2 separate regions of the Homo sapiens genome follow, and region 2 is linked to region 1. Evidence: chromatin contacts called from ENCODE Hi-C or POLR2A ChIA-PET data. All regions are on one chromosome and are shown on one strand. Each heading gives the region's core, a stretch centred on a gene start or an enhancer-like site at or near the end of the contact. The rest is flanking DNA. Distances are from core to core; before and after follow the strand shown.

What was found. A loop is a pair of places that touch in the nucleus more often than their neighbours do. ChIA-PET counts read pairs that join two places held with the same protein, here RNA polymerase II (POLR2A). Pooled maps may share reads with other maps.
Region 2: a loop to region 1 is called in a map with no recorded cell type, with 8 times the contacts of the local background. The contact joins two enhancer-like sites. A Hi-C loop is called at or near these places in 2 of 37 single-sample maps with no recorded cell type and 5 of 50 pooled maps. POLR2A ChIA-PET finds 5 or more read pairs at or near these places in 2 of 52 experiments (GM12878 and OCI-LY7).

What each region holds. Positions count from the first base shown.
Region 1 is chr9:110,141,526-110,147,396 of GRCh38, forward strand. All of the region lies in intron 8 of PALM2AKAP2 (PALM2 and AKAP2 fusion), which reads left to right. Among named protein-coding and RNA genes, the nearest start is that of C9orf152, 64 kb to the right of the region's middle. Within about 2 kb of position 2,591, at least 7 of the 41 ENCODE cell types and tissues checked have a DNase peak (open chromatin) inside an H3K27ac peak, as active enhancers do; they include GM12878 and OCI-LY7, where a contact is called at or near this core.
Region 2 is chr9:113,512,551-113,518,759 of GRCh38, forward strand. RGS3 (regulator of G protein signaling 3) reads left to right here. Exons shown (of 23, transcript NM_001394167.1): 13 at 1,908-2,104; 14 at 4,991-5,074. Among named protein-coding and RNA genes, the nearest start is that of RGS3, 52 kb to the left of the region's middle. RefSeq lists enhancers at 4,685-4,934, 5,095-5,224, 5,626-5,915. Within about 2 kb of position 4,726, at least 10 of the 41 ENCODE cell types and tissues checked have a DNase peak (open chromatin) inside an H3K27ac peak, as active enhancers do; they include GM12878 and OCI-LY7, where a contact is called at or near this core.

The DNA.
Region 1 (5,871 bases), core at 1,341-3,840:
GTATTGCTTGGCTGGCCAACCTCCAAGTTCATGATCGGGGAGAAGGCTGACACGTGACTCTGAGCAGCCAAACTAGACAATTCATGGCTAGGGTCAGAACTCCTGGCTTCAGTGGTTTTGTGAATGGAGGTGTTACCAAGTTCCTGCGGCACATTTCATATTTCATGCCAGAAGAAGTGACTCCACTAGTTTGTTGTGTGACTCAGATTGATGATTGGATACTAGGTGATGAAAAATATAATTTTTAACTTCTCTGGTAGAAATCATGCTGGTGGCATGCTGGAATCCTAAAACCTTAAAGCAAATAAAATCCACTGAGAGCCAAGATGTGGTAAGGAAGGAGAAATCTTCTAATTCTTTCCATACAAAAGTTATCTAGACAGAAACCCCATCCCCCTGGTGTGGAAATGCTATTTGTTTTTGCTTTTAGTGCTTTTGCTTTTAAAAGATGGACAATGAATGATAGAAGTTCTGTTTTGAAAAGGATATAGTCATTGTTAATGACCGGGTATCTAGAAATTATCTTGTTGGTTCTTATTTTACTTTTTTTTTTTTTTTTTTTTTGAGGCAGAGTCTTGCTCTGTCTCCCAGGCTGGAGTGCAATGGGGCAAACTCGGCTCACTGCAACCTCCACCTCCCAGGTTCAAGTGATTCTCCTGCCTCAGCCTCCTGAATAGCTGGGATTACAGGTGTCCATCACCATGCCCAGCTAAATTTTTTGTTTGTTTGTTTTTTGTATTTTTAGTAGAGACAGAGTTTCATCATGTTGGCCAGGCTGGTCTCCAACTCCTGATCCGCCTCAGGTGATCCGCCCGCCTTGGCCTCCCAAAGTGCTAGGATTACAGGCATGAGCCACTGCACCTGGCCCTTATTTGACTTTTAAAGGAAGAAGCTCCACTTAAATAGAATTTGAGTGACATTTGTTTATACAGAGGTGAATAAAAATGTATAGTCCCTGCTCTCAGGGAACTTAATGGTTCAGTAAGAGAAACAACATTAAACAAATGAGGCAATTTTATGACAGAGAAGCACAGAGACCTGTAGGAGCACAAACAAGGAAGACCATATCATTTGGAGGATAAAGAAAGTCTTCCTTCCTTAGGAAATTACTGTCTAAGCTGAGAACTGAAGGGGTAAAGTTGGGCTCAGGGTGTAGGGGAGAAGGAAGGGCACCTAAGAGAGGCTCAAAAGGAATAGAGAACTTGGCACATTTGAGATATTTAAGAGTAAGTTAATGGAAGAGATTTAAAACAAAACAGAAATAGATTTGGAGCCAGACAACCAAGAGCTCTATCAATCATGTTAAGGGTTGTAGACTTTAGAGTTTACCCTATGGTCAGTGAGAAGCCAGTGAGAGTTTTTAAAGGAGTAATTATCTGAACACAACCCCAAGCTGTCCTGCCTTCACTGTGAGTTGATGGACTAAATGTCTTCCTATTGTAATGCATCCATTTCATAGGCTTGGATTGAGCTCTTCCTGCTTATGAGCACTTCCGAAGGCAGGCGCCATCTTGGTGAACACCCTGTATGTTATGTGAGGGGCCATGCTCCCAATAGTGTGTGCATGTGTGCCCTCTGCTGATGGCACTTAGAATTAGAGACTAAAAGGAAGAAGGCCAGGGGTGGTGGTGCATGCCTGTAATCCCAGCACTTTTGGAGGTGGAGGCAAGAGGATTGCTTAAGTTTGAGACAAGCCTGGGCAACATAGCAAGTCCCCATCTCTTAAAAAAAAAAAAAAAAAGAAAAATTACCTGAGTGTGGTGACACATGCCTGTTGTCCCAGCTACTTGGGAAGCTGAGGCAAGAAGTTTGCTTGAGCCCAGGTGTTCAAGGCTGCAGTGAGCTGTGATCGAACCATTGTACTCCAGGCTGGGCAGCAAAGTGCCAAAAAAAAAAAAAAAAAAAAAGGAGAGAGAGAGAATAAAGGAAGCACCTTTGCAGGTACATGAGCCTGATTTGAAGGGGTAACTCACACAGTGCTGTAAAACACCCTTGAGGAAAGAATTAGGGGGTGGGATATCCAAACATTGTATTGAAGTTGCAGTTCAAGACCTTTTCAAATGTCTTTTCATATTGGGGTTGCCAACAGTTCTCACTTTAGTATCTGTGTCTATTATTAGATATCCTGGTTTCACTTCCAAGTTCTAAGTATGCCAGAGAAACCCAGTTAGGTGATGATTTGTTTGGTTTTTTGAGAGTTTCTGTTTTCATGCCAGATGTTGAATTTATTTACCAAGTCAGATCATTCACCCCGTGAGACCTACATTATGGAGAGTGGCAAAAGAGAAGGTGTAGTTTGCTATTAAGTTCCATAACTTGGGGTATCTGTTCATGTCTTCTAATTTGTGGAAAGATGTGATAGTTATAAATGTTACTTTTGTAAGCTGTACAGGAAGTGTTGACTTCTGCTGCTGTCTGTTTAGATAAGATTAGACATGAGGTGATCATTACATTATTATAAAGATTCTTAACTGGGTCTCTGTTCTTTCCCCTTCATTATCTGCAAATATCACAAAGGAAAGTCTTAGGAAAAATATGTTTGCGACTGTCCACACATTCTTCATGAAGCAGAGCTTGGTGGAGTGTGCCATGCTAAATTAGAGCCACATGAGGCACAGTTTCATTTGAGGTGCCCTCATTGCTCCATGGGGGAAGTCCCTGTGTCAGCATCTGACAGAAGGATTGATGATGAGAGAGCTCTCCATCAGTAGTACACAGTGCCTCTCTTTCCTGCAAGGCAGGCACCAACTGTGCAGCTTGTAGGAGCCCTTCTGGCTGTGTGAAGCTAGCTAAAGCTTATTGTGGAGTGTCCACAGATGGTTATTGTCCACCACCATATTTCTAGAACATTCTCTGGTTACAAAAGTCTAATCATGGTAGTTACAATTTATCAAGGCCTTAAAGCTGCATATAATACTAGTTATTTCACACTTGTCATTTCTTATTTTCTCACTGAATCCTCCCAACAGCCCTCTAAGATACAAATTACCTCAACTCTTGAGGCCGGATATATTTCTAGATTCAGACTTTTTCTGATTTTAGAGAATTTATAAAGTATATACTATTATTTAGAAAAGTAATACAATGAACATACTATTATTTAACACAACTGGCAGGTTCTGGGTCAACACCCTGTGATCAAATTAAATTTCTACTCTAAAACTTGAGAAGAAGAATTAGTTACATTAAGTGGGTAAAGACTAGGAGACCTTCATGTCAGCTCATGTCAGGTTTTGCTGCCAAATAAGTTATGAAAAATCTTTCTTTTCAGAGTTTTTTGGATTTGGGAATTATATATGAAGAGTTGTGGACCTGTAATAATATTCTTTTTCAAAGAATTACTACTAGAGCCCAGAGAGATTAAGTTGCCCAAGGTCACTCAGCTTGAAAATGGGAGAGCCTGGTTTCAAACTCAGGCTCTCATTTGTCTCCAAAATCCATCTTCTTTCCCCTACCTTCTCCTTCCCATTTGTTGAGCCTGCTCTATGAGGTATACAGTAATAGCTTCTCTCTCCAACCTGTAGCTCAGGTTCCCTCTACCCTTTCCCAATCTTATGCCCAACCCCTGCATTTTCCTGGGTCCTTCTTGATCCTCCTTTTAGGAGCCACTGTGGCTCTGCAATCCTTCTTTTGCGGTGGCCTGGGTGTATAAATTTGACTCTCAGGGGCCATGAAACAGTGCTTCCCTAGTGACCCAGGATGATTCCTTTCTGCTTTCAGAACTCAATTCCAATGCCCCAAATTACAGTAGGCAAAAGCACTCGGGCTGTCCAAAGATCTGAGCGGATAGCCAAGGGACTAACTTAGTCCACATCAGCCATCTAGCCTAGCTGCTCTTGTGAGTTCTTTTTGAAAGTTATTTCCCAGGAAGAAGCTCTGCCATTTACTCCAGAAACAGGTTCATTCCTTGAAAACTTCGAAAGAACTGGGTACTCAAGCAAGGAAGAAATTTTTAAATTTGAGGATGAGCAGGGATAAGTGTTCATTATTCTGTTAACTAAACATGAACATTTTTGGTGTACTAGGGTCAAAGTCAACTAAGTTAGTTGACTGGTGATCATTGAGCACCATGACTACGTACTGTTCTCCTTGCCTTTTAAAAATTGATCTTTCTGCCTTGGCCCAGACTTCCCTGTGTTCTCTTTATCTAAATCCAGCAAGTATGTTTTCTTGAAAAATGCATGCCATTTGGAAAGGAATTGGTAAGAAAAGACTATGTTGAAGCTATGTTTGGCAAGGGGTGAAGGTGTGCAATGAAATCAGGACTTTTCAAAGTATAGAATTCCACATTCTCTTTAGATATTACCCTTAAAGGCTTGGAAAAGACAACTGCCATGGTTAAACCTGCCTGTCAGCCTCACTCTTCTTTTTTTTTTTTTTTTTTTTTTTTTGAGATGGAGTCTCGTTCTGTCGCCCAGTCTGGAGTGCAGTGGCGCTATCTCGGCTCACTGCAAGCTCTGCCTCCCAGGTTCACGCCATTCTCCTGCCTCAGCCTCCCGAGTAGCTGGGACTACAGGTGCCCACCACCGCGTCCAGCTAATTTTTTGTATTTTTAGTAGAGATGGGGTTTCACCGTGTTAGCCAGGATGGTCTCAATCTCCTGACCTTGTTATCCACCTGCCTCGGCCTCCCAAAGTGCTGGGATTTGGGATTACAGGCGTGAGCCACCGCGTGCAGCCCAGCCTCACTCTTGAGATCCTATGGGCCCAGAAGTCTTTATTCTGTGACAAGCCTGCAGTTACAGCTTCTGGGCAGCAGAACTTTGGAAAAAGCAGAACGTTCCCCACCAGCTGAATTCCCTGGTACAAGCAGGTTCTGCTGTTCCTGCTGATTGTGCTGGGTCTTCAGATAGATCCGTGTGTCTGGGTTGGCTCCTGCTGGTGCTGGGCCACCATGTGATGTCCTCATTGCCTACTTCTGCATGGCCTCTCCATGCTGCAAGTTAGTTAGGGGAGCATCTTATGAGGAATCAGACTCAGCCATGCACAAAAACAGATGCATAGTTTTCAGGTGACAGAGAGGAGGTGAATCAAAGAACCTAATTCTTGCAAGTTCCTTGGTAAGAAATAGGAACTAATCAAAACCAGGCTTGGGAGCAGGATGTCCTCTGTGACTGCTGGGGTTCAGGGCAGAATATGACTGTGTCTTTTACCAGCCATAGTTACTTGCTGTGTACTTCCCTAAGGAGACTGGCATTTCAGATCTATTTGATCTTTGTGTGCTACATACTTATGGGGTGGAAGGCTAGGAGGTGAGGTGGGGCAGGGAGAGAGTGTATGGGGCAGACAATTAGAGCACCAAAGAATATATGTGTAGTTCTTGTAACGAGATTTTCTTTCTCATGGCCTTGAAGGTAAACTTAAAAGGGTTCCCAAAATGTGTGTGTATCTAACTCACAAGTATTACCAGTCTCTCTTTTATTTCCCATTACTCAAGTATAAATCTATGTGCGAGGTGGCTCATGCCTGTAATCCCAGCACTTTGGGAGGCTGAGGTCAGCAGATCACTTGAGGTCAGGAGTTCGAGACCAGCCTGGTCAACACAGTGAAACCCCATGTCTACCAAAAATATAAAAATGAGCCAGGCGTGGTGTCACATGCCTGTAATCCCAGCTACTCGGGAGGCTGAGGCAGGAGAATCGCCTGAACCTGGGAGGCGGAGGTTGTAGTGAGCTACAATCCCTACTGCACTCCAACCTGGGCAACAAAGCAAGACTCTGTCTCAAAAAAAAAAAAAAAAAAATTATGTGTGATGGTCAGGGAGAATATATGCTAAAATATGACAGTCACTTCTCTGGATTCATATCTCAAGCTTCATTCCTGACTACCACTTGCTAGCTTTGTGACCAACTTACTTCACCTCTGTAAACCT
Region 2 (6,209 bases), core at 3,476-5,975, 3.4 Mb after region 1:
GGAGGAAGCAAGTGTGAAACCTTCTGAGGTGAGTTTTATCTCCGAGGCTGTGGGTGCGCGTTGGTGGGGAGCTTCCCTGAGGTATAGCTGGGGTCAGGCCACCTGTTCCCCCCTCGCTGCCAGGGCTGCTGGCAGCAGAAGACAGCCTGCACCCAGGACCCAGGCTGGGCACCCAGGTCAGTGAGGACCTGGTAGTTGCCCATACAGTAGCAGGAATGCCTTAGAAGGGGCCCAGGAGTGTGTGGAGCCTGACTGCTTTGGAGTTTCCCTCCCACCTGCTTGGTCCAGGAACCCCTGACTTTTTAGCGACTTTGTGTTTTGTCCCTCTGCCTACTAGACGGAATGTAACAAAAACCTGTGCACAGGCTGGGCATGGTGGCTCATGCCTGTAATCCCAGCACTTTGGGAGGCTGAGGCGGGCGGATCACCTGAGGTTGGGAGTTCGAGACCAGCCTGACCAACATGGAGAAACTGTGTCTCTACTAAAAATACAAAATTAGCCGGGCGTGGTGGTGCATGCCTGTAATCCCAGCTACTTGGGGGACTGAGGCAGGAGAATCACTTGAACCTGGGAGGTGGGGGTTGTGGTGAGCCGAGATCGGCCACTGCACTCCAGCCTGAGCAATAAGAGGGAAACTCCGTCTCAAACAAACAAACAAAAAAACAACAACAAAAACGTGTGCACCACCCCTTGTTCAGGGTGAGGGGTGTGTGTCCATCAGTGTCCCCTTAAAGAGGGACCCCTCCCCCCACACCGCCGTTGCAGCCTCTGCTGTCCTTCCTGGGGGTGGTCTTGTTTCTCTGTTTCTCTCTCTCTCTCCTTATGATTAGAATGATTTGTGAGTTGGTGGCCAAGCCGGAGTACCTCCTGGGTACAGTGAAGCCTGGGATTCCCAGAGTCCTATGGGGCACCTGACTCCCAAACTTGCTTTTCCAAGTGGAGAAATCACAACAACGAAACAACACTGAGTTTGCAGCTAACTTTTATCACACACTTACTAGGTCCCAGGCACTGTTCTAAAGACTCTAAGTGAACTTAGAGTATTTCATTTAATCTTCACTGTAACCCAGTGAGCTTGGCACTATTGTTACAGTTGAGGAAATCAAGACTCTGAGGGTGAAATAAGTTGCCCAAGCTCACTGAGCTGGTAAGCAGGGGAGCAGGATTTGAGCACAGCCACCTGGCTTTGAAGCTTGTGCGCTTTCCTGTGACCTGGGGCAGCAAGTGCCACTCCTTATTCTAGACTGACTGGAGTGGGCCAGGCTGCTCTAGCTCCCTTGGCTACAGAGGGAGGACTCCAGTACATCCTGGGAAAGCCTTTGGTCTCCGCTGCCACTGCTGCAGAGAGTGGATTTTTGTCTGTGGGGCAGGGAGGGAGGAAACAGATTGGGCTGGGCTGAGCTTGTGCAGGGAGTAGTGGGAATGGTGTGGGGGTCTGTTAAGGAGAGCGCGTACCCTGCCACACAGGCTGGTCACCACTCTGCTCCAACTGATTGTTCCACGTGGGACTGTGGGCTCAGTGAGGACAGATCTTCTGATTTTTCAAATATGAGCGATTTCTTGATTTTTAAAAGACTGAGGCCAAAATGGAAATTCTGATCCGGGGCCTGGGTCAGCAGGTGGAGTGTGCTGCCTCCATCATAGCTGGTGGTGCCCAGCGCTGTGCTAGCCCTGGACTTGCTTGCTCACGTGTCAACGTCTCTCACTAGAGTGCGAGGGAATTCCTTGAAGCCCGAGCCCATGTGAAGCCTCCCTGTGTTTCAGCATCGTGCGCAGGGCCTGGCACAAAGTAGCTGCTCAGAAAGTGGTTGTTGACGGAATGAGTCCGTGTCCCCTGTTTCTACAGAGGGGACACCTTTGCAGGAGTGACGGAAATGTCTCATAGTCCCCCATCTCTGTTTCACAGAATCAGGGAGTCCCAGTAAAGGGAAGTCCTACACAGGCCTGGGGAAGAAGTCCCGGCTGATGAAGACAGTGCAGACCATGAAGGGCCACGGGAACTACCAAAACTGCCCGGTTGTGAGGCCGCATGCCACGCACTCAAGCTATGGCACCTACGTCACCCTGGCCCCCAAAGTCCTGGTGTTCCCTGTCTTTGTTCAGGTGAGCCCGTGGCTGGTCTTAAAGGTTCCCTCAGGAGGAACGGAGAAAGAGGAGGGCCCTTGCCCCAGGACTCAGGGATGATGACTTATCCCAGGACTGAGGGCCCTGTTTTGGGAAAGATAAGTAGCTTTAGATGCATAGGATTCTAGGGGCTTATACTGAGGGAGCAGAGATTTCCAGGGAGATACACAGGAAAAAGTGAGGCCGGGATAGCCCAGTAAGGAAAGGGTCCTCTCCTTCCCCCACCTCGCCTCCCCTTTCTCTGGGGAAAGGGCAGGTGCACCCCAGCTGCTTGTTGCCATGTCACAGGGACTGTTTGCCAAAGCTCCCGCTCCCTGGCTCACCCAGTGGTTTTTTATTTGAAAATAACTGAGGGAGACCCTTGGGGTCTGTGCCTTATCTGCTCTCCCTGGTCTCTGCAAACAAGTTTGGCCTGTATTCACTGGTGGCCTGCGATTCACTAGATCGCTCTTATTCTCCAACGTCAAACAAAGTGCTTGAAGAAAGATAATGAAACAAACAGCAAGCTGGGCCTGAAATCCCAGCTACTTGGGAGGCTGAGATGGAAGGATCGTTTGAGGCCAGGAGTTCGAGGTTACAATGAGCTGTGATCATAACCCTGCACTCCAGCCTCTTCTTCTTCCCCCTTTTCCTCCCCATTTATCTCTCCTTCTCTTTAAAAATAACCTTTATTGGGCCAGGTGTGGTGGCTCACGCCTGTAATCCCAGCACTTTGGGAGGCCTAGGTGGTGGATCACTTGAGGTCAGGAGTTCAAGACCAGCCTGGTCAAGATAAAAACCCCATCTCTACTAAAAATACAAAAAAATTAGCTGGGTGCGGTGGCAGGCGCCTGTAATCCCAGCTATTCGGGAGGCTGAGGCAGGAGAATCGCTTGAACCTGGGGGGTGGAGGTTGCAGTGAGCCGAGATCACACCACTGCACTCCAGCCTGGGAGACAGAGTGAGACTCTGTCTCAAAAAAAAAAGAAACAAAACAAAAACCTAAAAATCTTTATTTATTCCATCACCCAGATATGATAGTGTGAACATTTCAGCATCTTTTCTGTGTGCATATGCACATTAAAAAACAGACCTTATTCTATATTTTATATCATGTTGCCTTTTTAAAAGGAAAATTGTAGCATGAACCTTTCCCACACCACTAAATGCTCTGTGTTTTACGGTGGTTGCCCACTCTTCTTTTATATGGGTATACTGTATTTATTTAACCAGTTCTGTATTCAGATACTTCTGTCTACTCTTTTGCTATTGTAAATAACCCTGTGATGAAAATCCTTGCGCATGGATTGCCTCTCTGATTATTTTCCTTGGGAGAGATTGCTGAAAGGGAAATGACTGGGTCATGGGTCATAAACATTTTAAAGGCTCTTTACACATATTGACAAATTGCTTTGCAGGAAGATTCTAATGGTTTATCGTCTTATCAGCAGCATAGACATGACTTGGCCCCACGGGCTTCATTTCTGCCTGTGCCTCTCTGGTCTCCCTGGCATCCCAGTCTGAGCCTGTCACTGTCCAGTAGGCACACTTTGTTAGGATGCAACACATCTCTGGGAGCTCACACGCCTCCCCTTAGACAGCTCTGTCAGCAGGGCCTGGCCTTAGCCTTTCTGTGGGTCTCTTCTCTTTCTTAGCATGTGACACAAAGTTCTTGGCATCTACAATGTCTAATTTTCTTTCTTTTTCTTTTTTTTTTTTTGAGATGGAGTTTCACTCTTTTTGCCCAGGCCGGAGTGCAAGGGTGCGATCTCGGCTCACTGCAACCTCCACCTCCCAGGTTCAAGCAATTCTCCTGCCTTAGCCTCCCAAGTAGCTGGGATTACAGGTGCCCACGACCATGCCTGGCTAGTTTTTTGTATTTTTAGTAGAGACGGGGTTTTACCATGTTGGCCAGGCTGGTCTCGAACTCCTGACCTCAGGTGATCCACCCGCCTCGGCCTTCCAAAGTGCTGGGATTACAGGCATGAGCCACCACATGCGGCCTGTGTCTAATTTTCATGTTCATTTTAATATTTGTATAAGAAACTACTTCTATTTAAGAGACAGTCTCTCGCTGTGTCCCCCAGGCTGGAGTGCAGTGGTATGATCACAGCTCACTGTAACCTCAAGCTCCTGGCCTCAAATGATCCTTCCACCTCAGCCTCCCAAGTAGCTGGGATTTCAGGTCCAGCTTGCTATTTGTTTCATGATCTTTCTTTAAGCACCTTGCTTGATGTCATGTACTTAGAAGCCATATTAGAAATATACAGTCATAAGGACAAGTCCTGCTGGGTAATCCAGAGCTTAGGGAGCTTCCTCTGGGCTGGGCTGGGCAAGGTGAGGGAGTAGGGTGAGAGGTTTGGGTGATAATTGACCCTTGGGGGATTGCCTGAGAAGGAGACAGTTCAAGTGTGCTATGAGTGCAGAGCAGGGACTGGCCTGGCTTTGAAGGGACTCAAGTGACCAAATCTCTTGGCATGTGGCTCTCAGGATGCCTCTTGGTCCTGTGAGGCATGAACAGGATAGATGGGGGATGGCGGGGGCTGGGAGGGCCCAGGAGCCCAGTGCAGTGGGGGGTGAGAGCTGGGGCTGAGGACTGCAGAGGGCCTAAGCCTGTGGTTAGACTTCCTGTCAATGAGTGTAGCTCTCACGGTGAGGGTTGATGGGGAAGGTGGCAGCAACAGTTCCACAGGACAGCAGCGTCTCTCTTTCTGTTTCCATCTTATGTATGAGGGGGTGTGTGGGTTCTCGGGTCGGTGGCGGGCTGACAGTCTTCTCTGGGTCAGAGGGTTCTCTGTGGCTGGCTTTGACAAGCTGCTGCTTCCTCCCCCCGGGTCCTCACCCAGCCTCTTTTTGAACTGCCCACTCAGCCTGCTTTATTTCCAGCCTCTAGATCTCTGTAATCCTGCCCGGACCCTCCTGCTGTCAGAGGAGCTGCTGCTGTATGAAGGGAGGAACAAGGCTGCCGAGGTAAGACTTTCACCTGCATTTTTTAGGGGGCTTTCTGGGTGGGCTTCATTGGCATTCTCCAGGCCCCTCACTTTGGTCTCTTCCTGAGTATCTTAGAATTGTACATTCTCAGGGTAGGGGAGACCTGAGAAGGACCCCGCCACTCTCCCTAGCAAAGGCTACCCAGCTTTTTCTTGTACATCTCCTTTCAAAAGCTGTCGAATCCTTCTTTGATGGTTAGAAAGTTTCCCCAGCCCCTAAAGACACCCCATTGTTTATCCCACCTTCCTCTCAGGAGCAGAAGAGATGGCAATTTACCCTGGCTGTGGGGAGTGACTTTGGTGGCAGGAAGAGTAAAGCTATTAGCCAAAGTGAATTTTTAGACCAGCATCAGTTTACCTGAGTTTTCTGGGCCTGTTTTAACCCAAATCCCATGTCCTCTTCTGAGAGACGAGTCTATGATTTCGCCTGGGTTGTAGCTCTGCCTGTGGGGTGCTGACATGGGACCTGTGTCACCCTTCCTGGGAGCTGGCCTGGGATGCTTTTCTCTAATTGGGAGAACTTCATTCATCTACACAACCCCAGAGCTGGTCAGTTCAGTCTCTGAGCTTAAACTACTTGGGTACAGAAGTTGGAGCCCTGGGCTCTGCCCTGGCTACCTGGGGCCATGGGGTGAGGGTAGCAGGCTCTTTGCAGATCAGGCCCCAATGTAGAGCTGCCTTGGCTGAGTCGAGTGGCAGCTTGGGGTAGTGGAAAGATCAGGAAACTTGGAGACAGGAAGTTTGTATCGAGACCCAGGTCTGCTGCTGGCTCACATGTGATTTCTTCCTTCTTCCTCAGTCTTTCCATCTGAGCAGTAGGTATGTGTGTATTTGAGGCAGTAAGGGCAGGGTCAGAGGTTGGTCTGTAAGGACGCTTTAAACCTCAGCCTTCTGGGACACTATGTGTGACTGTGGCTGAAGCAGGAGGTTGGTTTGTTTTTTAAGTAAGCAGACTGGACTGGAACTCATCTATTCCAAATGTACATTATCTTTTTCAAGGGAGTGCCCTGGGGGACTGCATGCTCCCTTCCACCGCTCGCTGTTGCCTACTGTATTTCTGGACCTCCTCTTTTCCGAACCTCCTCTTGGGAACTTTGCAAACTTTGGGAACTTAA